Linked DNA regions of Homo sapiens: region 2 is linked to region 1. Evidence: read pairs that join two places in POLR2A ChIA-PET (ENCODE). Cell type or tissue: Panc1. All regions are shown on one strand. Each heading gives the region's core, and the rest is flanking DNA. Links, peaks and the distances in the headings are about the cores only. Region 1 overlaps CCN2-AS1 (CCN2 antisense RNA 1). Region 2 holds the start of LOC105378004 (a long non-coding RNA gene).

Region 1 (15,423 bases), core at 6,765-9,264:
GTAATGGGATTGCTGGGTTGATTGGTAGTTCTAAGTTCTTTGAGAAATCTCTTGCTTTCCACAGTGGCTGAACTAATTTACATTCCCATCAACAGTGTATCAGCGTTCCCTTTTCTCCACAGCCTCACCAGCATCTGTTGTTTTTTGACTTAGTCAAAATGAATTTCTAAAACTTAACTTCCAGGCAATTATATTCTGAATGAAAGGGAATCTTCCGGTACCCTTCAGTCAGCTAAGGAACATATTGTTATCTATTCAGATTTCTGGATTGCAGATATTAGGAATATTTTTCATGATATGTATTTGGACCAGAGAGAAAAATCAGAGATACTAATTTATTTATTTAGATCATAGAGCAACCCCAGTACAGACCTTCATTTTCCTTTTGAATGTATGAATCATGACTTAAGTCCCAGTTCTAAACACAGCATGAATATAAAAGGGCTGCCTAAGTCCAATGACCTCTTAGCATCAACATATTAGGACCAACTAACTTGTTTTATCTGTTAAGTTTTTCACTATATGAATGAGAGTGGTTGAAGCAGAATTCACATGAATCATCTCTGGAATCAACATAGTATGATAATTTGCCTGTAGTCAATCACAGCAAGGATGTGAACCGAAAACCCCTAAGGGAAGCAATCACAAAAAAGGAGTTTTCCTAGCAGGGATGTCCAAGAGAGAGAATACAGCCATGGGTTCTTAGTTTCTGTCTCTGGTTGGGCCAGTAAAGCCCCTTCCTCATCTCTCTCTTCCGCTTATCACTAAAGACAGAAACTAAAATCCATGGCTTCAGGCTGCTAAAGTCTAAAATAAAACAAAACAGAACAGCAATAACAACAAAATAAAGTAGTTTGGACAAGCTTGCTACAGGGTATGAAAACTCTGAGCTTCATCGTTAGTGACTATGCTGCTCCCCGCTGCAAGGAACATAATGTGCCGCCATCCTCCTGCAGCTGGAAGATCAAGTTCCTGGCACAAGGTTCTGCACCTCACTTTGAAGGAAGCCTTTTCACAGGATTCAGCCCCCATGATGGTGTAGGCAGGAGAGAGACCAAGAACACCCACATCTACACAGCAAGGCAACTAATGGACTTTTGCATGTTACTATCTACATGTCCTTGCCTTTAACCACTACCTAAAAGGGAGCTTTTGTTTGGATAAAGTAAATGAGTTTATGTTGGATAATTCTTTTTATATTGAATAATCCCATAATAACTGTAAGTAATCTGAAAAGGCACTCTCTGTTCAGTTTTTACTTATTATGTGAAAACCAGTAGAATAAATGTAGTATGGCTCATGGTAAATTTTGAGGCTCCTGTAGCTTTGAAAATACCCAGGGCACTTCAATCTGACTTTCCCAATATCACAGGCATAGCAGAGCGCATGCTAAAATCCAGGCTATTTACTTTCCAGCTCAGCTCTTTTTCTATTCCATAACATGCATCCCATAAAAATATTCCCTCATGACCAAATCAAATTACATAAATTACAAACTCATAATTTTTGTTGGAATTCAGTGGGTGAAAATATTTCCTAGAAGACAAAGATTGAGACTTTTCCATGATTCTTTTACATTGGCATCCTAATTTTATTTAAAATATTATGTGAGAAATATAAAAATTAAGTAACATTTTTAAATTATTTTCTTGACAGACCCAACCAAAACTTCAGTGGTGAAAAGTACTGAGCTGAAATGGTGAAGAATATTACATGGGCTTTTACATAAAATCACACATCCTTAATACTAAGTTATATTTTAATGTCTTGGAATCAGAATTTGTCTTAAAATCAATGTGTTCACTGTCACACTCAAAAATTTACTTAAATCAATGATAGATCTTACAGCCAATGTAAACACAATAATCTGCTAAGCCATTACATTTTGAACCTAACTATAAAATGAATGAAGCCTCCTATCTGAGATCCTAGGAAAGTCTATGTAATTGAGATTCTTGTTTTATCCTATAACTGTTGGCACAGAGTTTAAATCTTTCATTTTTCTTTTTATTAATCAATACCCTCTTTGGCAATGTTCTTTCCAGTCATCGAAGAAAGTTGAGGTGGTCAATGCAGAATATATGTCTCCCATGTTTTTCACCACAAGTTTCTTTTCTTTTTTCTGTTATAATTCTAATGTTGATTTGCAGAGTTACAGAAAATGTCCCTCAGAGTCCCAATGGAGAAAGGCTATTGATTTCTCTCCTCAGCACACTCTGGCTTCATCCCCTTTTGGAGTTCAAAGCTAGCCTGGCCCCTAGACATACTCAGAAACTATGAAATATTAGGTTGGTGCAAAAGTAATTGTGATTTTTTATTCCTGGCAATGTTCAATGTCGAAGCCAGGAAGGAACACCATAAATTCCCCAAGGCTGAGAAAGCAGAAAACACTCATTTTCCTCAGGCAGAAGAGAATTCTCAAGCAATCACCATCACAGTTATGCAAACTGTCTTTTCTCTGGAATAGAATGATGCCATAAGTCTTACCTGTTTAGTAAGGTATTTCCCTGAATGTAAACAGGACTCTGAAGCCATCCAGCCGTCTTTCTCTAGCTATACTTGCTTTAACCTTTCTACACAGACCCTGTTGTCAAGTCCTTGTTAATAATACCCTGGATTAATCTTAAGTTCTCTACCTCTTTTGGGGGGCACTCTATGTAAAATAGTATTTGGGAAACATTAAAGTTTGTGGGTTCTACCAAAGCTGTTTCTTGGTAAGCGGGGTTTGGATTCTTATTTCCAAATGCCACCTCCCTGAAAGCTGAAGTAAAACCACCCATTCAGCTGGATACAGTCAGTCCCCTTCCCCCACTAAAATAGTCCTCAATGCTTTTCTCTGCATCCCAACCCGTTCCTTCCACAATTATCTCCAGGCCTACAGGGAGTGCCCTGCACCTGTAGCTTCTGTCATACCCTCATCTCTCTCTCTCTCTGGGTTGAGTTCATGTGACATGTCTAATGGTGGCATAAAATGAAGAAATGCAAAGAGGGAAGAAATGTGAGCTCAATGAATTATTTCTCGACCCTTCCCTGCTCCCCATGCTGCCTTTTCTGCAGCGTTACCATTGGGCCTTCCCTGCTGTGCCCAGGCCAGTCCTTTCTCTCCCCGCCTGCCCTGCTCATGAAAAGCAGCGCCTACACATCAGTCTACTTCTCCATCCCATTTCCGCATGCACCCACAACCTCAGCAAGATGCAACCCTGTTTCCCCTTCAGGACCTACATAACAAAAGCAAAAACAACCAAAACAGAGATGAGGGGGACTATCAAAGAAATTTTGTATGTCTGTTTTGTCTCACACAGTTCTAAAGCAAAAACAAAAACAAAAGCAAAATAAACAAAAAACTCGGAATAAGACTGAGGAAATCTTATGAGAACATTTTCACACACACACAAATTGTCCTAAACATCATGGTAAGTTTTATAATTCTATTAGTAGAATATTCCATATCAGGAGAATGATGTACTTGAAAGGCCCTTCTGCATGAGATTGAGGACCTTATTTTAAAACTTCATTTTTCACTTGGCAGAACACCTGGATACGCTCTGAAGCCAGGTTCAGCTTAATTCTTGACTCTCCTATTTGCTATCAGTGTGACCTTGGAAAATTTATTTAATCTTCTTATGACTCAGTGTTTAATAATCTGAGAATGATGATACCTACCTAATATGGTTATTAAAGAGGAACAAGTAAATTAATACACATTAAGCACTTAGAACAATACTTGGCACAGTAAGCATGCAGCAAATGTTATTACAATTATTATTATATAACACTATTTCCTATTTTTAATTTTAATTTTAAGTTCTGGGGTAGATGTGCAGGTTGTGCAGGTTTATTACATAGGTAAACATGTGCCATGGTTGTTTGCTGCCCCTATCAACCCATCACCTAGGTATTAAGCCCAACATGCATTAGCTATTTTTCCCAATGCTCTCCCTCCTTTCACCCCACCCCATGACAGGCCCCAGTGTGTGTTTTTCCACTCCCTGTATCCATGTGTTCTCATTGTTCAGTTCCCGCTTTGTTCAGTTTAGTTCAGTGTTTGGTTTTCTGTTGCTGTGTTAGTTTGCTGATAATAGTGGCTTCCAGCTCCGTCCATGTTCCTGCAAAGGACATGATCTCTTTCTTTTTTATGGCTGCATAGTATTCCATGGTGTATATGTACCTCATTTTCTTTAACCGGTCTATCATTGATGGGCATTTAGGTTGATTCCATGTCTTTGCTATTGTAAATAGTGCTGCAATGAACATACGCTTGCATGTATCTTTGTAATAGAATGATTTATATTCCTTTGTTATATATCCATTAAAAGGATTGCTGGGTCAAATGGTGGTTTTGGTTCCGGATCTTTGAGGAATCTCCACACTGTCTTGCACAATGGTTGAACTAATTTACATTCCCACCAACAGTAACATATTATTTCTAACTAGGTTGCAAATTTCCAAACATCCTTATGAACTACAATCTGTGTAGAAGTTAGGGACTCTTGTTAATTCCTTTGAGAGGAAATTTTAGGATGTTGTTCAAATTTGTGTTGAGTGGAATGATAGACTGTTCTCTTTATGTACAACTAATAAATAGTAAAAGGAAGTAGTCTGATTGAAAAAGCTAGGATGTAAATTTGACACAAGACATCCTTAGGGGCTGAAACATGGAATTGGCACTTCGGAGATTACATGTAGTATTTTCTTCTGGAAATATTAAGAAAGGAACAGTTAATTCTTTTTTCTGGGTGCCTTAAAATTCACCAGCTTAAAAGTAGACTATTAAGTGAATCTTATGAGGTTCCCTTGAGTCCTCTTCCTCAATTTTGATACAGGTATTCATGATCAGGCTCTTAGGAGGTATCTCTATGGCCCTTTTTGTTTGAGGCCTCATGAAGGCTTCCATTCGGCTCACCCCTCCCTCTACCTAATATAAGTTTCCAGGGAATTAATAGCATTTCAACACAAGAAATGACTGATAGTTTCCAGGGCCTCTTGTGGTTACTATAATGTTGTTATAGCAGGACAGGGCCAGGCCTACTGCAGCTAGATGGCAGCGAGGAGACCACTGTAGTATGTTAATTGGGATACAGCGAATAATCCCTTACATGGCGTAGTTTCTGTGTGTGCTAAGGGGCCTTTGTCCCAGCCTGTTAGTTACAAATGGTAGGAGACTGCATTAACTCCATGCAGTTTCATGGCCCCTGTGACTTAATGAGTTTCTGTGGTGGCCGGATTGACTACCCCCCACCACTGGCCCTCTGCTGTGCCATATCAGGGAGCATCAAAGAGCCAGTCTATTCACTTGTATCCTTGTCTGTTAAATATCCAAAAAAGTGCTGAACTAAAGAGAATAAACTTGAACAAGGGGAAGTTCTTCTAACCCAAACTGACTCTTTGTTAGTCTACCCTACTTCGCTTACCATTGGGTGTTAAGAATCGGTTTCATGTTATGCCAATACAACCAGATAGCTTCATGAAAGTCTATTTAGGTTTGGAAAATAACATGTATGCCAGGCCCCTTGCCATTTCAATAATACCCAAACAACATTAACATGATGAAAGCTAGCAAAAGCAAGCTATTATGCTTTCATCATCCAGAATCCTAGTGTGATGTGTAGAAACCCTTCTTTTTCTCCAATAACACCAAGATTAAGCAAATGCAAACTTGGTTATCAGAAACAATTCTCCCTTTTTAACTTGAGGACCTCTTTAATTTTTAAAGCTATTTTCTGCATCCACACAAAAAGCTTTCTCCCTACCCTTAACGTATTGGGTATGAAGCAGTAACGATGTGCCAAATTCTGTGAAAGACATAGTATCTTTCAGCATTGCCTACTGAGTTTATAATCTACAATACAGCTGGATGCTAGAAGCTGTCACCTGAGATTTTCCTACATTTGGAGGTGGTCCAATGAAAAAATCCTTCCCATCAATATTGTTAGGGTCAGCAATACCTCCTTGAGAACTCTTGTTCAAGTGACATTTTACCATTCCAGTGATAGCGTTAAGGGAATATCACACAGAAAAAGCAATCCCAAGAATGCCACAGATTCCAAGAGAATTGGAGTGCCTGCCTATTTACCACCTGACAATCACAGCCTGGAAGCCCAGAGCCTGTCCCTTTGGTCATGCCTTGGACCTAATTTAATCTCCTATGTCCTTGAAATTAACCCATGAAAAGGGCATTATGCTCACAATGCGCAGAGCAGATCTGAATTAAATTTCTTTGAGACCTAAAGCGGAAAACTCTGAACCCCTTCTCCTTTCCCCACTCTCACTCTTTCCCCTTTCTAAATTGCCAGAATAATGACAAAAACTGCTTTTCTCGGTATTATTTCATGTTGTCCCCCTGCCCTCCCCACATCCCCCCAATCTAAAACACTAGGGTCTCTGGCCTCAAGGGTGCTAGTCTGTCACCTTAGAAACTGTTTCCTTACAAGGCCATGGAATGGCAGAGGGCATGCCTTCGCTGCATACTTTGGCAACCATGAATTGCTGAGTGCTGCTCTCATGAATGGGAGTCTTTCACTGCCATCTGGACATGCTCACAGGTATAAACATTTTTTTTTTCATGAAGAGGTCCAGAGAATACACATTGCATCAGTAGGCCTCCTGAATGACAAACAAAGCCATCTCATATGTTGGGACAGCTATAATCACATCAGAGTTGATATAACATAGGTCTGTCTCTAATGGCATTGCTTCCAGACAAGGTCAAATTAAATGTTCAATTTAGACATTCTTCAGCTTTGTCAGGCAAGCAATGTGAATTAGAAAGAGGTATGGAGAGGGAGGTAGAAAGAGGCTGTCACTATGATATGGAAGACCACTGAGTTTTGCCCAAGTATAAATATGCTACCTTAAAGAGTCAAGAAGAGACCATTCACGCCTCACTAGCAATTCTCTAGGTGGAAGACCAAAAGAAAGGATTCTTTCCCTTGGCTTGGCAAAATAAGACTGGGACTTACTTCATTCAAAGGCATTTTTATGGTCTTCATAAACAAACATTACAGATGAAATTCTTAACATATTTATAAGAACATAGACTTTGTACTTGTTTGGGGGTGGCAGAGGGGAGAATGTGACAAGGGCTCTATTATGTTTTCCTGTAAACAAAGTTGCCATGAACTTGGAATTCGATCATATCCAGCTTTAAATTTTATTCTTCAATGTGTCTACTGTTTTGCTTGGACGTATTACTGCCCTTTGGCATAAAACTTTTAAATAATTTACTAAAATTTTTTTAGTAATTTTTCTACTCTTACAGATATAAGTAGTTGACATCTCTGTCAATTTTTTTCAGGTATGAGGTCTTTTACATGTCTCTAGTTCATTCATACACACATAGGGACAGAAGCAAAATATAGAATTCCTGCCATACTCAGCTATATAACAACAACAGAATTCTCCCCATGAACTAAGACTTTTCATTGAAAGAGATGAAGGAGAGAAATCTTAGGCAAACAACAACAACAACAACAAAACAGATAATAAGCCAGGCACAGTGGCTCATGCCTGTAAACCCAGCACTTTGGAAGGCAGAGGCAGGCAGATCACAAGGTCAAGAGATCAAGACCATGCTGGCCAATATGGTGAAATTCCATCTCTACTAAAAATACAAAAATCAGCTGGGTGTGGTGGTGCACACCTGTAGTCTCAGCTACTTGGGAGGCTGAGGCAGGAGAATCACTTGAACCTGGGAGGCGGAGGTTGCAGTGAGCCGAGATTGCGTCACTGCACTACAGCCTGGCGACAAAGTGAGACTCTGTCTCAAAAACAACAACTACAACAACAACAACAAAAACAGATACTAATATTCCTAATATGACAAAAAGGGCAACATGAAAGAGCCAAGAACTGTGGGCAGGGAACAAGTAGGTGTCAGTTTTCAGAATTTTGCCATTTGTGAAAAAGATGAGTCTTCTAAAAATCTTTACAGACTGACGAAAGGAGCAGGGAGATGGCCAGGTAAATTTTTACAAAAATTATATCACACCTAATATTTCTGCCACAACCACTGATGAATCTGGTCTGGTCTCAAACATGACTTGGAATGGACCTGGGAAGTTTGTAACAATATACCCCCTTGTCATAATAAGAAGTGGTATTTTTTCCTTGCTTGATGATAAAGCTTTCCAGTTCAGTAAAAATCTTTGTTGACCAGATATAAAAATGTTCCTTTCCAGCTGTTAAATTGACCCTGGGCTTTTTCCTCTCCCTCCCTCCTCTGCCTTTTGCCTTTAAAAGTTCAGGATGTCTCAAACAGCAACTGTTACATTCTGTCTAGCAAGCCTGGATTGTGGACAGTGATCTAACCTCCTGGAAAAAACATGGAGTTCACCCAAAAACTGAGAGAGACATTTCTCGCCCCAGCCGCCAGCTCATAGGTTTCAAAGCTCTGGGACAGACCTCATGAACATCTTGGGGCTTTAACGTGTAAGCTGGCAGCGCCAACTCAAACACAGAAAGCACTTCAGCAGGTATAAACAGCAGCCACACACCAGGCCAGGCTCAGAGGAAGGCGGGTGGGGGAAACCAGTCAGCAGCCCTTGCCTGCATCACTCTCCCTCAGCCTTCTGTGTCTGAGGACACACGGAGAAAAATTGGACACACCCCCTTTGGATGACAAATTAAGAGAATCAGAAGTCTCAGACTAAATGATTAAATGAATATAAAAATACCTTTCCTCTTGAAAAGCAAGAGATCTTGCTAGTGTGTACACACACACACACACACACACACACACAGAGAAGCATCTTTGCAGCAGTAACTCACCTATAATCATTTTGAATTGCTTGAAAGCAGCAAAATTAGCCTTTCACAGGAAATGTAGAAAATAAAGACACTTCTTTCTCCTTTGGGGACTTTGCTCCTTTTCTTCTCATATTCTCAGTGTTTGCCCTTTCCTCCGGGCCTACCACACTGTTTTAAGCATGCTTGGCTTTCCATATATTGATATTTATTGCTGGCCTCAGTTTTCAATGCTGACACTGGCACTAAATCTCAGTGCTTCTAGATCAATGTGTCTCATTGTACATTTAGAGAACAAAAGAGAATGTCCCCACCACTGAGGGAGCAGGCCATGAAGCTTATAGGATATAAATTGACTGGACTTACCTGGGAGCACTCCCTCTGCCCTCTGAGATTTTAAAGCAAGACAATTAACCATTACAGGTGCTATTCATTTTCATACAAACCATTTTCTAACAAGAAGGAAGTACATTCCCTTCCCCAAGAGAGTTTGTTGACTAATATAGCTTCTTAGAATATTTATTTTTAAGCTTATATTTCTTTATACTTTTACCCTATTTTGTATTTAGTTGAAGTTCACTTAATAAACTTTTAAAAATAACTTTCAAATTGTTTTTCATTCATTTACTCAACTAGCATTTATTGAGTGCCCACTAAATGCACTACGTTGCTCTTACAGATATAAGTAATTTACATCCCTATCGTCAATAAACACAGCCCCTAATTGGAAAAACGGTCTTTGAAATTATACATTATAAAGTTTGCCATACAAAACCCCTAAATCACTTGAATATTATATTCTCTAATCACCACTAAAATATTTATGGAAGCACATACTGCACTCTGAACTCTTCCCTTAATTTTATGGAGGTACAAGTCACAGAAAGCATGCTCCCTGCTACAAAAGGACTCACAATCTATCCGATTAAGGCATATTTCACCTGTTTCCTGCTTTATACGTTAAAACTAAGACATATATGAAATGAACATCTCTTTAAAAGCCACAGACTCACAATATCATAGACTGTTATACCTAATAACAATTGACAGGGTAGGCATATAGATATATGCCAGCCAAATTCTTAATGATAGAGTGAGATCTCTCCAAATCCATGAAAAACTATGCAGAACAATTCAAAATCATTTTAGTCATAAGCTCTGACTGGAGCTAAGTAGAAGAAATGTGTCCAATTGGTGGTGATTGACTTCTGCTTTTCTAAGTTATGAAAATCCAAAGATGTATAAAGCACTTCATAATGAGTTCATCTGTTTCTATTTTAAATCTTTTTATTAATTTAGTAGAAACTTGACTCTTACATCACTAAGAAGCCATACTTCGAAATAAAGTGATCTTTATATTGGTTTTGAACACTTCTGAATGACTTCTCAAATCTAGATGAAGCTATTTGGCCCTTAAAATAAAAATACTTAGTGTAATGAGATTGTTTCCCTATTCATGGATATATGGAGCTAATTAACTTTATAAAACTATGGAAGAAAGATTTTTTTTCTTTTTGATTTATCTGTAAGTTGAGAAAATTTCAAGCTTAATGGAATCACCCATTTGCTATATCATTGATTTAGTTATATTGTGGATCCAGCTTTAAAAATTCCCTAAGTGTCATTTTAGCAAAATTAAATGCACCATATGAACTACATTTTGCTAACAGATCCTGTGCTCTCAACTAAGAGCAAGAAGATAGGAAGAGTACAACGGTTTCTTGCTATTTTTACTTGACTTTCTGTTGCTTAAGTCCTCTGGGATCTCAGAGGGCAATCTAGATTTATTGAGTCTATACCGCAGCAGACATTTTAGAGCCCATGACACATATCATCTCTTGCATGTGTTATTATCTTCCTATTTCAGACGCAGAAAGAGATTCAAAGAGGTTATGTATCATTCTCAATGTCAAACTGCTAGTTAGGTGATAGAGCCAGGATTCCAACCTGGTTATTCCAAGATCTGATGTCTTTCCAACACATTGTGTTCAGTTCTTTATTCCAGACTTTGATATATCCACATGTCATGTTTGTACTAAAACATACATAATTTGTACCTTTGTGTAGTATAATAAGAATTCTTAATTGGCCATCAACAGAAAAACACCACATTAAAAATGAAATATTAAAGTCAATCTCATTAACAGGAAAAAGACAGGGACGTATATTATCAAAACTGCTATTCAACATTATTCAGGAGATTGTGGATAAAACAAAAAGTAATAAAAGAAGAACACATATACATACATACTGGAAAGAAAAGATAAGTTGTACATTCATATGTACACATGATTATACATCAAGGAAATTCATAAGAATCAAAAAATTTATTTTAGAAAGTTATTAATGTTTAAAATAAATATGTGTAACTATCACCATTTGTCTTTTTATATCAGCAATAATTAGTTATTTGAGCCACTAACTGGAAAATTCCCATTCATGTCATTAAAAACAATTTAAATGGTCTATAAATAAGTGTAGCATGAATGGGGTAAAACTAATATGAAAAAACAAGAACTATAAGACATTAATGACTTATACACAAAAAGACATGAATAAATGGAGATAATCATGTTCTGCATGTGTATATCATGGTAAAACTCCTCACTATCATAATGATGTAAATTACCTCAAAATTAGTGTATAAATTGAATGCATCCCCAATAAGATTATAGATGATACTTGACAGATTCTCAACTTCATGTAAAAATGAAATATGTAAGAAAAGTAGAGATTTAAAAACAATTTTTTTAAATCCATGGTAATGAAAATAGTATGATATTAACACAGAAGTAGTCAAATAGATTCAGAACAGGATATATACAAATGTAGCCAGGACTAAAAGATAGTTTGATATATGATAAAGAGGATATTTAAGTTCAATGAGAAAAAGGATGGAACTAGCTATTCCAACAACATTTGGGGGAAAATATAGCCTTCATTTGCCAAAAGAAAAAATGAGTGAAAAATATGATCAAATAATTCACACACGCTGTAAGACAAATGTTGAAAAATAGTTATATAGTAGCCTTAACATGTGCACACAAAAAAATTTTAAATGTCAAAGAACTTTATGTAAAATTAAAGAATATAAAATTACTAAAAGAGAATGAAGTAAATATATTTATAACTATAATGTAGGGAAGCCTTCCTGCCTAAGATATATTAAAAAGCAATAAAAATAAGATAAATATTAAAAAAGAAAAGAGTGGTCAATTTGACTGTATCAACTCTAAAACTTCAAAATATAGCCATACAAACAAGGGCACATACCAAGTTAAAAGAAAATTGACAGCATGCAGAAAAATATTTTAATTGTATGTATTACAGACAAAATATTAATATTTAAACTGCATTGTGAACAGATCATCTGGATCAAATCAGTAAGAAAAAACTAAAACAATGACAAAAATAGAAAAATGAGCAAAGCTTATAAACTGGCTTTTCACAGACATGGAAATACAAATGGCCAAATGAATAAGTAAAGCTGTTCAACCATCCCGAAACTATTAAAATACAAATAAAACAATCAGGAGATTTTTTTTTTTGCTCCAAATGGGAATAAATTTTAATGATAAACTTTATGAGTTTGTAGGGAGATAGGAAAATGTCTGTGATTGCCTCTTAGGAATATAAATTGATACTGATTTTCTGGAGGATAATTTGACAATAGCTTTAAATTTTAAATGTGTATATCTTTAAACCAAGCAATTTGCTTTCGGTAGGTTTTAGAGAAATGTGAACCAAAACAAGTATGTATCAAGAGTTTCATGATGATGTTGTAATGCTGAAAAATGGTAATTCTCTAAGGATCCATCAAAAGGGAAATCATTAGATAAATAAAATATATCTATGCAATGAAATCCCTTGTAACAAATAAAAAGAATGAAGAGGGTCTACTTCTATGAACATGGATAGATCTCAAAATAGGGACATTAAAGGAAAATACATGCCATTCACCATTCAAGTTTTTACAAAAGGAAGTTAAAAATAAGAATAAATCAGATCAGTAGTAAAGTGTAAAGAAAGATGTGTATGAGTATATATATACACATATATATACATATCTATGTATATGTGTATGTGTGTATATATACACACACATATATATGTGTGTATATATACACACATATATGTGTGTATATATGTATACATATATGTATACATAGATATGTATATGTGTGTATAAACATGTTTATACGTGTGTATATGTGTATATACATATGTATGTGTATACTTATACATGTATACATGTATGCACGCATACATATACGTGTATGCACATATGTGTATATGTATATATATCTCAGATCTGATAAAAGAACTAGAACTTTTGAAAAAAGGGGCCAATCTTAGTATTATTTGGCTCTTTTATAAAAGGATATATCCTATGTATATACTGTTAAGAAAGGTTTAATGTTGATTGTCTGCAAATTAACTAAAAGTCCAATGCAATACCAAATTCCATTTCTTTTTAGAACCTGACAATTGATCATCTAAGGAAAAAAAGCTGAAACGTAGCCAATGCCTTTTTGTAATACAGTAATGAGGGAAAAATCATTAACACAGTATGGTATTAGTATAGAAAAAGGCTGGTAGAGCAAAGGAATACAATAAGAAGTCTGTAAACAGGTACATGCATATTAGTTGAGAACCTCTGGTTACTAAGTCTAATTTGCCTAAGCAAGACAAAAAGGTACATCAAAGAAACAAATAAAAAACATAAAAAACAATCCATATGCACCCATGTTCATCGCGACATTATTCATAATAACCAAAAGCTGAAAGCAACCCAATTGTCCCCTGACAGATGAATGGATAAACAAAAAGTGATATATATGTACAATGAAATGTTATTCAACCTCAGAAAGGAGAGAACTTCTGACACACGCTACAACGTGGATAAATTTTGAAGACATTGTGCTAACCAAAACAAGTCAGTCACAAAAGGACAAATATTGTATGAATCCAGTGATATGAGGTACCTAGTAGTCAAATTAATAGAGACGAAAAGTAGAATGGTGGCTGCCAGGGACGACAGGAGGAGAGAAACATGAAATTATTGTTCAATGGGAATGAAGTTTTGGTTTGGGAAGATGAAACAGTTCTTCCGGGATTACTAAATAACTGGAATCAAGATGGCCCACACAACCAGGTTTCTTTCCGTTGCATTTCTCTGTAAACTTGTTTTATTTACTTTTACTAGACACTGCATTTTCCCATTTAATAGAAAGTACAGATGTCAAATAGCCCCTGAGTTTTATACTACGTGATCACCTGGTTTACAGCAAAGGTGCCACTATAGCATGTTTCAATAAAGGGTGCAGAGTCAATTGGATATCTGCATGAAGGAAATTTGAGTAGACCACATAAAATTAAGATGGATTGTCAATCTAACAAGAAAAAGTGAAACAATAAAGCTTCTAGTAAAAAACACAACCTTAGGTAGTTCAACATTTCTTAAGCAAGTCACAAAAGGTAATAATTATAAAGGAAAAGTTTGAAAAAAACAGATGAACTTATTTATTGAAAGACACGATTAAGAGAAAAAATATTTCTAACTGTAAGTATGAGACATCACATATATCAAGGAGCACATACCCAGAAAAAGAAAGAACTCCTATAAATAAATAAAGAAAAGACAACCCAATTTTTAAAATAGGCAAAAGACTTGAAAAGGTGTTTCACAAAAAAGAACATCCAAATTATTGATAATCATATGAAAAGGTGCTAAACTTCCCTAATAATCAGGAAAATACATTGCAAACTACAATGATATACCTCTACGCAACCATCAGAATGACCAAATTTTTTAAAATAAATAATACCAAGAATTGGCAAGAATATACAACTGGTACTACCCCCCATTGCTGACATAGTGATAAACTGGCACAATTCCTTTAGAAAACTGGCAGTATCTTTCACAGTTGAATGGACACCTATTCTATGAACCAGCAATTCTACTGTGAGTTAAATGTCCAACAGAAATGTGTACATGTATATACCGAAAGACGTGTGGAAGAATCATAATAGTGTTATTTGTAATAAACATATAAAACAAACATACAAAATGCCCATTCACAATGAATAATTTACAATATATTCCTGCAGTAGGATACAGGAAGATGAATGAACTATTGATACCTGCAACAACAGGGATGGTTATAATCATCCAATACATGCAAAATGTTGAGTGAAAGAAGCCAGACTATAAATGAATACAAGACTAAACGATGGTGCCATAAGTAGGATAGCACTTAACTTTGGAGAGGAAGAAGCAAATTAGGACAAGGTAGGAACCCAAAGGAGGCCCCCAGAGTGATGGATATGATATGTACTCTGCCTTGATCTGAGTGTTGGTTACACAACTGGTTTCACTTTGTTGAGCCAGTACCTATAATGTGCATGTACTTTTTCTATATGTCTGTGATGCTTCTATTGAAAAGTTTAATTTAAATGGTGTTGGAAAACAAATATTCTTTACTCCTTGATGATGGGAGTATAACTTGAGAGGACCTCTTTGGAGGGCAATTTGATATTTAACAACCCAGTAATTTCATTTCTAGAAGTTTGTCATATGGACATATTCACTAGCAACAAAGAAAATAAAGAGAATAATACATTTATAACATTTTGAAGCACTTGTTGTCATATATTTTTTCAGAATTTTACATGTACTAG
Region 2 (15,423 bases), core at 4,924-7,423, 950 kb after region 1:
GGGCAACAAGAGCAAAACTCCATCTCAAACAAACAAAGAAACAAACAAAAAACACTCGGGGGACTGAGCGTGGTGGCTCATGCCTATAATCCCAGAGCTTTGGGAGGCCGAGGTGAGAGGATTGCTTGAAGCCAGGAGTTTGACACCACTCTGGGCAACATAGCAAGACTCTGTCACTATAAAACAATAATAATGTAGCCAGGCGTGGTGGTAAGCACCTGTAGTCCTAGCTACTCAGAAGGCTCAGGTGGCAGGATCAATTGAACCCAGGAGTTTGAGGTTTCAGTGAACTATAACTGCACTATTGCACCCAAACCTGGGCAACAGAGTAACACCCTGTCTCTTAAAAAAAAGGCACTGGGAAAAAAATTAAAGCCAAAAGGTCTTCTTTAAAATGACTAATAAAATTGATTAACCCCCAGCAAGAATGATCAAGAAAAAAAGAGAAAGCATCCAGCCTGGGTCACATAGGGAGACCTCATCTCCACAAAAAATACAAAAAATTAGTTGGGTGTGGTGGCACACACTGTGGCCCCAGCTACTTGGGAGGCTGAGGTGAGAGGATCGCTTGAGCCCAGGAGGCAGAGGTTGCAATGAGCCAAGATTGTACCACTGCATTCCATCCTGGGCAGTAGAGTAAGACTGTCTCAAAAAAACAAAACAAACAACAACAAAAAGAGACAGCACAATGACCTAGGTCAGAAATAAAGAGACAGCACTACAGATCCTTTTGACATTAAAAGGCTAATAAAAACATGAACAATTTATGCCAATACATTTGAAAATTCAGAAGAAATTTTGATTCCTTTAAAAACGCAACTTACCAAAACCTTTTTTGATTTAAAAAGCCCTGTAATTAAAAACCTTTCCACAAAATTTTCTGAGACTATATGTCTTTATTGGTAAATTATTATACACTTAAGAAAAAATAACACCAATCTTATAAGAACCCTTTCAGAAAATAGAAAATGAGTGTAAACTTTGCAACTTAATAAGGCTAACATCACCTTGGTACCAAAATTTAATTAAGGACATTACTAAAGAGGAAATATTACAGTTCAATATCTCTCATGAATGAAAATGCAAAAATTCTAAATACAGTATTAACAAATTGAATATAGCAGTGTGTACAAAGGTAATACATTATGATCAAATTGAATTTATTTTTTATTTATTTATTTTTTGAGATGGAGTCTTGCTCTGTCACCCAGGCTGTAGTGCAGTGGCGCCATCTCAGCTCATTGCAACCTCTGCCTCCCGGGCTTAGGCAATTCTCCCACCTCAGCCTCTTGAGTAGCTGGGACTACAGTCATGTGCTACCACATCTGACTAATTTTTTGTATTTTTTGGTAGAGACAGGGTTTCATCATGTTGCCTAGTCTGGCCTCCAACTCCTGAGCTCAAGTGATCCTCCCACCTCCCAAAGTTCTGGAATTATAGGCGTGATCCACCGTGCCTGGCCTAAACTGAATTTATTATAGGAGCACAAAGTTGACTTAACATTTGAAAATCAATTAATGTAATTCACTTCATAAAGGAAAGAAATCATATATGATCATCTTAATAGATTCAGAGGAAAAAAACTCATTTGATTAAATTTAACAGCTGCTCATTATTTTAAAAAAAAAAGAAAAAGAAGAGAACTCTTCATAATTTAGGACTAGAAATAAACATTCTTAGTTTGATAAAAGGTATTTACCCAAAAAGCTAAAGCTAAACATAGGCATTGTACTTAATAATGAATGAAATATTCTCCTTGAAACTAGGAATGAGATATAGAGCCACATTGTCATTAGTTCTATTCAACATTGTCCCAGCTAGTATAGTAAGTGAAGAATAAGGAATAAAGAAGAAAATGAGAAGAATGAAATAAAACTATTATTTGAAAATAAAATGTGGGTAGTACACATTTTAATTATCTATTGCTGTATAACAAATTACCCAAAAACTTAACAGCTTGAAGCAACAAGTATTTATTTTTTTATTTTTTTGAGATGGAGTTTTACTCTTGTTGCCCAGGCTGGAGTGCAATGGTGTGATCTCGGCTCACCACAACCTCCGCCTCTGAGGTTCAAGCGATTCTCCTGCCTCAGCCTCCCAAGTAACTGGGATTACAGGCTAATTGCCCGGCTAATTGTTTTTTATATTTTTAGTAGAGACGGGGTTTCTCCATGTAGGTCAGGCTGGTCTCGAACTCCTGAGCTCAGGTGATCCACCCACCTAGGCCTCCCAAAGTGTTGGGATTATAGGCGTGAGCCACAGGGCCTGGCCTAACGAATATTTATTATCTCACAGGTTCTGTGGGTCAGGAATTCGGGAGTGGCTTTGCTGATCGATTTTGGTTTAAGGTCTTTCATGACATCAATTAGGGTTGCAGTTATCCAAAGCTTTCCTGGGGCTGCAGGATCCACTTCTAAGATTGCTCACTCACTTGGTTGTTGGCACATTGGCCTCTGCCCTGGGCTGTTTGAGGGTCTTCACCATATGGCAGCTGGCTTCCCAGAACCAATGGTCTAAGAGAGAGCAAGATAGAAACCACAACATCTTTTACAATCTTGCCTTGGAAATCATACTCTGTAATTTTCTGCCATATCCCTTTAGTTAAAAGCAAGTTACCAAGTATGTCTCACACTCAGTGGAAGGAAATTAGTCTCTGCCAGACAAAGGTACGTTAAAAAAATTTGTGGGCAGATTATTTTTATTTTTATTTTTTTTGTAGAAAAGGGGTATGACACAGGGAGGGGAGCACCACACACTGCGGCCTGTTGAGGGGTAGGGGGGCAAGGGGAGAAAGAGCATTAGGACAAATATGTAATGCATGCGGGGCTTAAAACCTAGATGGCAGGTTGGTAGGTGCAGCAAACCACCATGGCACATGTATACCTATGTAACAAACCTGCACGTTCAGCACATGTATCCCAGAACTTAAAATAAAAAAAATAAAAAAAAATAAAAAGAAAGAAATGGGGTCCAGCTATGTTGCCCAGGCTGGTCTCAATTCCTGGGCTCAGGCGACCCTCTCATCTCAGCTTCCCAAAGTGCTGTGATTATAGTTGTGAGCCACTATGCTAGGCCTGTGGGCAGATTTTTAAAACCATCATAGTGTACACTGAAAATTCAAAAGAGTTGTATTAGTCTGTTCTCACACTGCTATAAAGAGATATCTGACACTGGGTAATTTATAAAGGAAAGAGTTTTAATTGACTCACAGTTCCACTTGGCTGGGGAGGCCTGAGGGAACTTACAATCATGGCAGAAGGGGAAGCAAGCATGTTTTACATGGTGGCAGGAGAGAGACAGCATGAGCGTGTGTAGGAGGAAATGTCAAACACCTATAAAACCATCAGATCTTGTGAGAACTGACTCACTATCACAAGAACAGCAGGGGGAAACCACCCCATGATCCAGTCACTTCTAACCAGGTCCCGCACTTGACATGTGGGGATTTTGAGGATTATAATTTAAGATGAGATTTGGGTGGGGACACAAAGCCAAAACCATATCAAGAGTCTACAGAATAACTGTTAGAATTAACAGTAGATTTATTAAGATCACAGGATACAAAGCACACATACTAATATCAATTGCATTTCCATTTAATATATAAATTACTTAAAAAACAAAATGTACAAAATGATACTATTTATAATAACATGAAAAAAATCAAATACCTAGCAACAAGTACAATTAAAGCTAAGAAAGATGTCTATGTGGAAAACTACGAAATATTTAGAGAAATTACAGATACTGAATTGAATTTATGAGATTAAATAACTAGCTATGTTTTCTTCTAAATGCCATCCAATTAAAGATCCTCAGCTACAAAATGAATTGCATCTTTTGCTAAAGGTTAAAGAAACTTGTGTGTGAAAGCAAAAGAGAAATCTCTATCATCTTCAATTTTCTTTCTTTGGCCTACAAGGTTTGTCTCCCAACTGTGCCAAGTAGTCAGCCTCCTGTGGTTTTCTGGATCTCCTGATGTTCTACTAATGTTGTCTCTGTTATATCTGGAAGCAACTGGCTTTCCATTTCCTTGGCCTGTTACTTAGGTTTTATCAAAATCTTCCCTTATTTTTTTTCCTTCACTGTAGTTCTGGCAGATGTTTAAAATAGATAGCAATAAAAATAAATCTAAACTAAAATCAAAACTCAATTTAAAAAATTCAAAAGCATAAAAACAAGCAAGTTTAGAAAATTCAAATTTCCAAATATAATAAAGTCAAAATTGACTAAACACACAGATGTCTACTCTTTTTCTGACCCTACCTAAGAGATCTCCATCTTGAAGTAGCTTTGCATTGGCACAGTAATTATGCCTGGAGTAAATGTAATCATTCAAAGAACCTGTTTCCTTGTTCTCTCTTTGTATGTTCTAGGGTATTCAAGACCCAGATCTTCCCGTGGGTCTAATAATATTGAGCTATTCAAACACAGTACCTGTAGTATTTACAGTTTCTACAGAGGGAATGGGCCCCAGGATATTCCTTGAACAGGAATATTCTTGGTAAATTTGCCACCCTCACCTCTCACCCCCAGTACATGCACAGCCATATTGTATCCCCAAACATCTGAACCACAGCCTTCCAGCCAATCCACAGTCCAGCCAGTGACCTATGAGGTAATTTGCCATAAAATTTGTCATCAAATATGGCAACACATATGAAGAATTTCTTCAAATATTCTTCCACCCAATAGTTATACTTCTGGAAATTTATCCTACATATATACTTGTACATTTTACTTACAGACATTTAGACAAGAATATTAATTTTATTATAAGCATTATTTATAGGAGCAAAAAGTTTTAACTACATATAATTCAATAAGGGACAAGTTAAATGCATTGTAACTTTACAATACAGCTGTTGAAAAAAAGACACAGATTAATATGTTGCTTTCACTCTGTCATGTTTGCATGCATGGTATAAACGCCTCCTCATGGGGAAGTTTGAGTTCTTCACTGCAGGTTTTGTCTTCCCCAACCCTAACCTCAGCTAACTTCTGGATTAATTAATTAATCCATTTATGTCTAGTGTTCCATTATTGGGATGCTAAGCTTGTGGGGGTTATTTATGTCCTACTGCTCAAGGTCATTGCCAAGGTTTGATTTTTCAAAAAATAAATTTGCAACCTTTGGTATAAGTGGGTTAATTTTCTTTGCGGTATAAGATGTTAGATACGACTTCTATCTTTGGGAGCCTACTCTTGCCTGTTAGCCTTTTCCAAAACAGACAAAAACTTATTTTTAAATATTAGAACTAGAAATGAAACCAACTGGGAAAGCTGTTTGTTGAGGTCAGAGCTTTTGGAGATCTGAAGAAATACTGGTGAGGAAGCAAGGCAAAGTGTTTGACCAGGCAGATCAGATCAGTTCAGACTGGTGGTGAATTTGCTTGATAGATCTCATAACCAGCCTATTCTCACATCTTAAACTTTTCTTCTTGGAAAAACCTCATGCATCTGAAATTCTCCCACTGTGTTCCTACTCCAGGTGGTAGAATGTCGAGTGTTATTAACTTGGCAAGAAAGCTGTGATTGACACCACTGAGCTCACATGAAGAGTCAGACCCTACTTATCCCAAAGGCTCACCTCCACCCACTTTTGGAGGATTCTACTTAGTTCACTCTTTTTTTTTGGGTGGGGGGGGGGCAGATATTTTGGAATATTAAATACTTGACATAAGCAACATATCAGGATGAGTATTATTCTTTCACAAGGGATGTATGAAGCTCTTAGAGAAAAACCGAATTTTTTTAATGTAAAAATTTCACCAAACCTCTTTTTATTTAGACATAATTGAGCAATGGGTTAAGAAGTTACAAGCCAAGCACTCATTTTTTTTGAGGGGTGGAGGGAGGGACCGGCTTGCAAGTCTACTTAGCTTATGGCACATTGCGATAAAAATATTTGCTCAATTTACTGAATTTAGACTTTAATGAATTGAGTTATTATACTTTGAAGTTTTGCTTAAGTAAGACTTTATAGGAAAGCTATATTTACAGTAATAAATGAATAAAACATTTAATAAAAGACAATTCTTCTGGAAATCTGTAGTGATTCCTTATTGCATATAGGCAATCAGGAACAAACTCAAGCTCCTCTTTGAAGTCTCAACACCCTTGCTCATGAAGTTCCTCTCAAAAGCCACCAACTCTGTCAAATTTCCATGATACTCTTCATCACAATTTATCATTTCTTTCTTTATTATGCTAATACCTTTAATTCAGATTTTAGCTATTTTCCCTGTTGTGTATATTTCCCTGTTGTTGAGATTGATCTGAAGATTTTCCTCATTGTAGTGTTCCTGTGTTTTGGAATTATAAAATGACTTGGAGTGTGTTTCCTCTTTTCCTGTTTTCTAGGTGAGTTGGTTTAGCACTGCTATATTTTTGGGGTAGGCTAACTGCTGTTAAAAACAACAACAACAACAACAACAAAACAAAACCCCTCAAATCTTAGTGGCTCGACAATATAAGGGTTTATTTCTCCCTCATTTCTTACTCACACTTCAGTATTGGTTATGGGTGGGCATGGGGGAGGACTCTGCTCCATATAGTCATTAAGGGATCCAGGCTTCTTACATTTTAGAGGCTCTTATATCCCCTAGGGCTTCAGAGTCCTCCTCTGGGTCCTCTGCATTTAACAAACAAAGGAAGAGACAGAGAGTGATAGATCATACAAGAGATTTTTTTAATAGGGACTAGGCCTACAGACAGCGTACATCATCTCTAACACACATCCCATTGGCGAGAACCCACTCACATGACCACACTTAAATGCAAAGGATGCTGGGAGATATAGACAGTTTTGTGCTCCAGTGGAAAAGAAAATATGATTTGGTGATTACATAGCCTTGTCTCCAGTGATCTCTTCTTCTGGTAGGGAAACATCTGCTTCCCCTTCTTTCCACACAAAGAACATACTCACCTTTTCCACAAGGAAAACAACCCTAAGTCCCACAATGTCACGTAATCTAGCTCACAATACATGATCTCTAGGTCTAGATGTGCAGCCTCTCCTTCAGTTTCAGATACAGCTTCTCATGATCTAGCAAGCTATCACCTAAAAAGCCAAGTGGTCTGTAGGCCGAACATGCAGTGCTATAGCAGCAGAGCAAGGACAATTTGTTATTTCTTGTTTCTTGACTCTGTTTGGTAGATCTCATCTATAAACTACCTAACTCTGGTGCTTTCTTTTTGGGAAGTTTTAAACTTCTGATTCAATTTCAATAATGTTCACAGAAAAGTTTAGCTTTTCTATTTCTTCTTTAGTTGAATTTAGCAATTTATAATTTTTCTAAGAATTTTTCCCTTTCCCTAAGCTTTCACATTTGTCTTAAAGTTAATAGTATTTTTGGGTTATCTTTTAAATCGCTGCTTCTTCTTTTTCCCTTTTGGTATTCCTACTATTGCTCATTTGTGCCATCTCACTTTTCTAGTTTTTCTACTTTTTTTCTAGATTGGTCTTGCCAGAGATTATTAATTTTATAAGTGTTTTCATAGAACCAAATTTTGACTGTGATGATCCTCTCTTCCCAATGTTTTCTAGATCACTAATTTCTTCTTATATTTATTACTTTCTTAGAGAATATTCTTTTCAAACTAATTTTGTAAGTTGGATGATTATCTTATTAATTTTCAGCCTTCCTTCTTTTTACTACATACATCAAAGGCTATGATTTTTTTTGAAGCACTGTTTTAGCTGAATTCCACAATCATTCTAATCATGTCATTACGTTGTTCTGAGCATTTTAATAATTTTTATTATGTTTTTTCTTCTCTGCCCATGAAATATTAGGAAGTTCCCTCCTCCTGAAAATAAATGGAGTTTTAAAAGTTATTTAGTTATTATTCATTCATTACCTAATTGCAATGAAGTCAGTGTGCGGTATGCTAGACTATATCAGTTGTATGAAATTTGAGGCTTCGGTTTAAACCTGAAATTTGAAAGTTGTAAACTGGCTGAGCACGGTTGCTTATGCTTGTAATCTAGCACTTTGGGAAGCCAGGTGGTATAGGATTACTTGAGGCCAGGAGTTTAAGACCAGCCTGGGCAACCGAGCAAGACCCAGTCTCTATAAAATATTTAAAAAAGAAAAAATTAGCTTTGTATGGTGGCACATACCTGTAGTCCCAGCTACTTGGGAGGCTGAAGTGGGAGAATCACCTGAGCCCAGAAGAACTGTGGGGACTGTTGGGTGATCACACAACTGCACTCTAGCCTGGGTGATAGAGTGAGACTCTGTTTCAAATTTAAAAAAAGAAAAGAAGGAAGGTAGTTAGTTGAAACTCATTTTATAGCCTACTATGTAATTTTCATAAAGAGTCCTTGTATGCTTGAGAAGAATGCATATTCTGAGTTGCTGAGTGAAATTTTCTACGTATGTTCATTATTTCAATATTGTTAATTATATTTTAAAAATCTTATGTATTCCTATTGACTTCTGTCTCCTGCCTCAGCCTCCCGAGGAGCTGAGACTATAGGCTGATGCCACCGCACCCAGCTAATTTTTGTATTTTTAGTAGAGACAGGGTTTCACTATGTTGGCCAGGCTGATCTCGAACTCCTGATCTCAAGTGATCCGCCTGCCTCGGCCTCCCAAAGTGTTGGGTTTACAGGCATGAGCCACTGTGCCCTGCCGGATGAATATCAAAAACACATTTCTTCTTCCGGGCTGAGTCAAGCCTTGAGAAGCTAAGTGTGGATTAAACATCGCTTCACTGTTCACCTTGACTGGGTGCTCTTGCACAAGGCACAGCCTTATCAATGTGTGCAGAGCCTGTGCCTGCTTTAGCATCTGCTTATCTTTTGGGATTTGCTCTTCCTCACAGATTCTAGCCTCTCACAATTACTTTACCTTTTCTACCAGGCTCAGCCATGTATTTTTTAAATGCTTTAAAAAATTACATTCATCATTTTTAGGTGTTATGCCCTGGGAATTTTCCTCCGAATACCGGATCTATCAAATTGTAGGAAATTGAAGGTACCTCACTCATTTTCAATTAGGTTCACTCTTTCAACAAATGTTTACTGAAGAAGCCCTTTATGAGTTGCAGTGCTTGGAACTAAAATACAATGGTACAGAAAGCGAAGTCCCTGCCTTTGCAAAACCTATGGTTGAGTCGTCCTTTTTCATTTTCTGGGTGTGTTCTTCTTCTCAGCTATTGCACCCTCCTGGAAGGTTTTCCTCTGGAGAGAGTGGGATTATAAGCAGTAAGAGCATACATATAACCTTAAAACCCCTATCCTTCTAAGTGTTTTCTAATAAGTAGAACACATTTGTGTGCCTTGGGAAACCACACAAAACTAAACTGAAGAATGGTACTTTGCTAATACCAACCTTCCGCCACACATCTGTTTTGAATAAACGAAGGACCACTCTCTAAGATGGTCCATTTTCCAAAGGGAGGAATTTGTTTGCTTAGAAACGGCAACATTCCAGCTCCAATCCCACTGTCGCCACTATTTCCGGGGGCTATTTTACAAACTAGCCAATCAAGTCTGGGCTATGTAAATATTTCAAGGATATAATCCAGGGGATTACTCTTCTAATTTTCCCCCTGGTACTGTAATTCAACAGCCTCTTCTGCTGCTCTGATTGTCGCTGTTGATGGATTTTACCACCATTTGCTGAGACCACTTACAAATTATGCTCCTCAGGCAAGGCTCCCCAGCGTGGGCCCAAGGAATTTGGCTCGCCTTGTCACACCACATCAGAAGTTGTCTATGGTATTGTGGGGGTAATTCTGTCTGTCCAGCAAAGTCCAATGACACTGCTTAAAGGTCATTTTACCTTCCTCATCCCCACATCTAATTAAGTGGGCAGTCTGCTGACTGCAGGCATGTAGTGGAGTGGGGTGGTCACATGCCAGTCCACTTTTATTAAAGTTTGGTGTTCTGTCTCAATCATTTTCCATAGCAGGACTTCTGCGTATTCCCTGCAAAATAGGAATCTAAAGAGCCCTTTAGGCTCTTTTCAGAGTCTCCTCTTTGCTTTGACTATGTCTATGAATGAGCCTGGAGCCTTCTCTTTTGATGTCTCTTTGTTTTTTTGTTTTTTGTTTTTTGTTTTTTTTTGAGCGGGAGTCTGGCTCTGACGCCCAGGCTGGGGTGCAGTGGCGCCATCTTGTCTCACTGCAACCTCTGCCTCCTGGGTTGAAGCCATTCTCCTGCCTCAGCCTCCCGAGTAGCTGGAATTACAGGTGTGTGCCACCACGCGCTAAAATAATATACATATGTGCTTTCCAAATGTAGCTTTTCTGGGACTTTTATTGGATCTGTACCATTTCTGTTTTCAGCTCTAGGGAGCAATTGATTATGAGATGTCATGAGGAGCAACTCTGAAGACTCTGTTCCAGCTTAAGGGAATCAGCCAGTCCATCCCTGTTTCTCTGTCATTGAGCCTAATTAAGTAGGGTGTGTGTGTGTGTGTGTGTGTGTGTGTGTGTGTGGCAAAACTCCAACTACAATTGAGAGAATACCTCAGTTTGGCAGGCTTGAGATGCATATACCTGTTATTAGCCATAGTTGGGAGTGGCTTTTCCAAAGATGACATCACTTGGTGTGTCTTAGATGGAAAGGAGGTCCTGTGATGCTTTTGATAAAAAATCTGTATAAAGAGTTGCTTGAGGGCCAACTTGAATACCAGACTAGAAAAACATGGTGCCTGTAGTGAATTGCTTACAAGATGTCTGTCAACAATTTTCCCCCTCACTGTACAGACATTCCACGCCTCCTACCAAGAAGCAAAGTCTATGACCCCTCTCCTTGAATTGCGGCTGGCCCTCTGATTTGCTTTGACCAACAGAATGGAGCATAAGTGATGCTGTGTGACTTCTGGGCAAAGCCCTTGCAGGCCTTGCAGCATTTGTTTTTGTTCTCTTGGAAGCTGGGTGTCATGTAAAGAAGTCTGGGTTATCCTACTAGATAGGCCACATAGAGGATGGAGGGAGGGAGCGCGTGCAGAAAACAAAGGGAGACAGAGGGAGAGAGAGAGAAACAGAGAGAGAGGGAGAGAGAGAAAGAGTCTGGAGGATGAGAGTCCATGTGGAGGAGAAATTAGGTGCCCCAGTTGACAGGCAGCACCAACTGCCAGACATGTGAGTGAAGCCATCTTAGATCCTTTATCCACAGTTGAGCCTCCCAGCTGAGCATTGCTTGAATTCCTGCCCCAAAGAACCACAAGCAATAAAATGGTTGTTTTAAGTCACTAAAGCAGGGTCTTGTAGTCCAGTTGAAACTGAGCCAAAGTTGGCCAGGTGACAGAGTGACTCCTGCAGTCATTTGTGTGATATGTTTGTTGCTGTGGCAGTGGAACTGGGATTGCATGAATTCACGATGAAGCTTGAGAATGCCTTAGAAATAGTAGGAGAGGGCATTTTCAGGTCTTGCTGCCTGTGGACCACGTAAAGGAAGGGCAGGTCCTCAACCCAGAGCCACTCCAACCTGGTTTGGGCTTGGCACACAGAAGGCACAAAGATAAAATGATGACTCATGGATATAGTGAGATCAAGCTCTTCCAGAGGCCACGCCTATGGGGGTGAGTTGGTAAGTAAGGGCACTAAGGAGGTCCTGGGTACATTTCTAGTCCATACTTCCAGACTAACTTTGCTTGCACATAGTGCCCAGGATTGAGGCTATTATGGTAAATTTGGATGTGGTAGCTCTCAGGACTAGTACCTATATTCTTCTCTTGTTCTCTGTGTCAGTCCTTTGCCTGTTACTACAGTGTGTCTAGCAGGAAGACCCAATCTTGTTCTACCTAGAGTGTTTTCCTGGGGATTAACATTCTGCCCTTGAACTGCAGCCTGGTAGTCCTGACAGTGCTTCCGCCTGCCTGAGTCTTTGGATGTCACCTATTCCAGGACTTTGTCCTTCTTTCTGTTCAAACCCCTCTTCTCTTCTTGTTAGACTTCCCTGGTTGTCTGGACTACCACCTGTTGTTTGCTAAATCTCTATGATGCCACTTCCATCAGTTTTCTTCACTTCCTTATAGCTTCTGGGACTTGATTTTTCTGCCCTCAGTTCCTGCTAGGTCCTCACTGAATCTGTTCCATTCCATTAAAATGCCAGGGCTATGTAAGGCTGTGTCCAAAAACAGAGTTCAATTCTTCTTTCACACAATAGCCTTTATACATTTGACAACCTTTTTATCACCTTTAATCATCTCTTTAGGCTAAATCTTGCTGGTTCCCACATTTTCAAGGTCACCCATTTATGGTTATAATTTAGCTTATCAATATTTTCTTTTGGAGGGAAAAATTTCTTCTTAAGAGGTGGCATATAGGAGTGATTCATGTACTTCAACGCAGAGTATAGTAAGCATATCCTTTCTTATGAGAAGGGCATTATATTTTATTAACTATGCCTATATTTATGTTATTTTGCACTAGCATTTTAAAGGGGGCTCCATCAGGGTGGTTCAATGTTTTATGGGCCCAAAAGCTTATATGACTTTAGGGACTCTTTAAAAAACACAAAATGAAATACAAAATTATAAAGTTAGTTTCAAGGCTTGTGAAAATGAGAGATCCCGAAGTTTGTTTCATTAGTTTCGTTGTAAATCTGCTGCATATTTCTTATTATGAGAAAATAATAGTATTTTCTCATTAAATTCCCAGGTCTCCTTTACCAGAATTGCTGTCTAATCAGATTTCTGCTCTGTTTTAGCACACCTTATAAAATTTAACTTGTATACTTAGCATATGGGATTGTGATTAAATTAATACATGTAAGGGACTTAGAACAATGCCTAGCACATAAAGCACACAATCAACCTTAACTATTATTATTTGTATTATTTACTAGAAGGACCTTGGCAAATAATTTATCTTCCCAAATCTTTTTGATGTAATGGAGCTCAAACGTGCCTGCCTTTTTCATAGGGTGATTGTGAGGATCAAATGATGATAAAATATGTGAATGTATTTTGTTAACTGGAAGGTATTGTTACTGAGGTTTCATTTGACATTGTTAATTTTGGAAAAGGTTCTGTTTAGGAAAGAAAGGGAGACGACTTTGGCTGTGGTGGAATCACTAAAGACCTCAATAAAAGTGGGAGGAGTAAAAGGGATAAGAGGTGCGTGTGAGGCAGATGCTGGAGGCAGTGAGCTGGACACGTTGTTTGACACCAGCTTGACGTGCAAACCTTCAAAAGATGAAATATATTGAATCTGAAACATATTGACCTCATTGTACAAAAGAAAAGAACCAGAAGGGTAGCGTGTGTGTGCTTGTGGCTTTCCACAATTTAGCCCCAAACTAGGTTTTTTCCAGACTCTTCTTCACCCGTGGTCATGCTCTGCAATCCAGATTCCCAGGCCTCTGCCCAGAGAAATCCTACTTACTCTGGGGAGGCCTTTCCTCCACGGGGTTTCCCCAACCCCTCCTGTCCCTCCCACAGGAAGAATAAATGGTTCCTTTTCAATGCCCTTCCTGTGAAAGCACTTTTTCCACTCTAGACTGAGGGAGACCCAGTTTTCCTTATTCTGCATCTCCAGGCTCTGCTCCAGTGTTTACCTCTAGGAAGGCGCTCAGTGAAGGTTTAGTCAGCAAATGCACTTTGAATAAATAACTTTTAAAAGTTGAGAGGACATTTAAGGCCGGGAATCGCAGTTGAGAACGCCTTGCCCAGGCGCATTAGCTGTCATCCGGGCTGCCCTGAGGGCGAAAGACGTCCTCCACCCCCGGGTCTCCGCGGCCGCGCTTGCCGAATCCCGCGGGAAAGGTCCCCCGCCCGCGCAGGGGCGGGGCCTGGGCGTCGGGGGCGGGACCGCCCGCGGGGGTTTCCGCGCCGGGGGCTCGTCCGGCGGGGTCGCGGGAGGGGCTTCCGCCGCGAGGGGGCGGGGCCGGCCCTCAGAGTCCTCTGACGGCCCCAGTCAGGGAATTTCAATTTGAAACCTAGCGGAGGGAGGAGGCAGGCGCGGCTGCCGGCGGCTGGGACTGAAGAGGGACGGGTCCCGCGGCGAGCGAGCTCCTGAGGTACGGCGTCGGGGTAAGGAGGCGTGCGGGGCTGCACGGGCCGGGCGACTGGTCAGTGTGGGGTTGCAGGGGCGGCTCAGATTTTTCCTCTGGCTGCAGCTGGGAAGCTGATTCCGGGCAGGAAGCGGTGGCGGGACGGTCCCACCGGGATGGGGGGCGGGGAGAGGGGGCCCGGCTTTGGGATTTTCTGCGGCTCCCTCTCTCCTTTCCTTCCCGGTCTCTGCCCGACCCGATTCTTGCCCGGGGGTCCGGGTCCTGTTGCTCCGGGCCGGATCCCGGCTTCGCTGCTCCCCGCGGTCCCCCTCTTCCCTCTTCCGGGGGACCGGGGCCGCGTCCCGGCGGAGCCAGGAAAGGCGGGGGCACGGGGAGGACGCCGTCCCCCCCGGGGTGCCGTGGGCTCAGGTCACGCGTCCGGGCCCCGTGGAGCAACAGCGGGAAAAATCCGGCTCCATCCCCCCCGCGGGGAGGGGGTCGGCCGCGGCGTCGCCCTTCAGGAGGAAGGTTTTAGGAGGGGAAGCGCGGGCCGGCCGCGCGCGTGGGGACTGCGGGAAGCCGGGCGAGGGCGGCGCGCCAGCCCCACGCGCGGTGCGGGTCGGGCCCGCTGTAGGCTCGCGTCCGCGCCCCCAGCTGCCGCCTGCGCCGTCTGGGAGCTGCGGAGAGGGACGCGTGTTTCGTGCTCCGATCCTTACAATTCCCACACCCAGGCCATCTCACCACAGATGGCTTGTTTTTTCTCCTCCTGCGCCTGGGGGCCGAGGGTTGGGAGCATTTTTAGGTGAGCAGCGGGGAAGGGCGAGGAGAACCTAAAGGAGCGCGACAGGGTTGAAGTCGGCGTCTGGGGACGCCATCCCCAGGCGCAGACGCTGCCCCCAGCAGCCTGAGGTCTGTGGTGGGACATCAGTTATGCTTCTCTAGATCGCTCACCTCCCCTGAGGTCAAGTTTTTTTTTTTATATATATGTATAAATAAAATGAGGTTTGGTGAGAAGAACTACTGCCTAGAGTCTATTATTTTGGGGAGGGGTCTGCGTATGGAGCCCTCCCTACGGACCCGGGTAGTCTTTCATTGAATTGCCCCATCAACACCACAGCTGCCCTTAATTTTAAGATCCCTGGGTGGATGGGAGAGAAGGTGGAATCTAGAGGAGCTGTGGCTATATTTTCGCTTTTCTGAATCACATCTTTCCCCAGTTTCTTGAACTTCTTGCCTCTGAAATGGCATGTGTGTGCCAGGCGTCTTGTTCCTCTTGTTACTGTTATTTAAGCTGTTTTAAAAAAACGACTTTCGCGGTTTTCCCCTCAGTTTTTCAGTCTTTATTTCCTCCCCCACCCTACGTTTTTATTGTTTTTTTCAACGGAATACATTATTTATCTGGTCTCTTTATAACGCTGTTGAGAATTAGCATTTCAGTTGGTGTTCTGTCAGATTTCACCTTGGACTTA

Evidence for each region. Peaks named below come from ENCODE experiments on the same cell type or tissue, not always from the same donor. Only the 100,000 strongest peaks of a DNase experiment are listed, where the experiment ranks them.
Region 2: POLR2A ChIA-PET joins it to region 1 with 5 read pairs; 2 of 35 experiments call an interaction of 5 or more read pairs at or near these places.

The regions. Positions count from the first base shown.
Region 1 is chr6:132,013,337-132,028,759 of GRCh38, reverse strand. The region is part of intron 2 of CCN2-AS1 (CCN2 antisense RNA 1); the gene reads right to left. Among named protein-coding and RNA genes, the nearest start is that of CCN2, 70 kb to the right of the region's middle. In Panc1, for the core only: no CTCF peak of the experiment used is centred there; no DNase peak of the experiment used is centred there; H3K27ac peaks cover 2,132 bases.
Region 2 is chr6:131,061,713-131,077,135 of GRCh38, reverse strand. It overlaps LOC105378004 (a long non-coding RNA gene), which reads right to left and starts at 13,733. Exons shown (of 3, transcript XR_942993.3): 1 at 13,520-13,733; 2 at 8,126-8,242; 3 at 1,958-2,513. EPB41L2 (erythrocyte membrane protein band 4.1 like 2) reads left to right here and starts at 13,891. Exons shown (of 20, transcript NM_001431.4): 1 at 13,891-13,981. RefSeq lists silencers at 13,655-13,994, 14,335-14,434. In Panc1, for the core only: no CTCF peak of the experiment used is centred there; no DNase peak of the experiment used is centred there.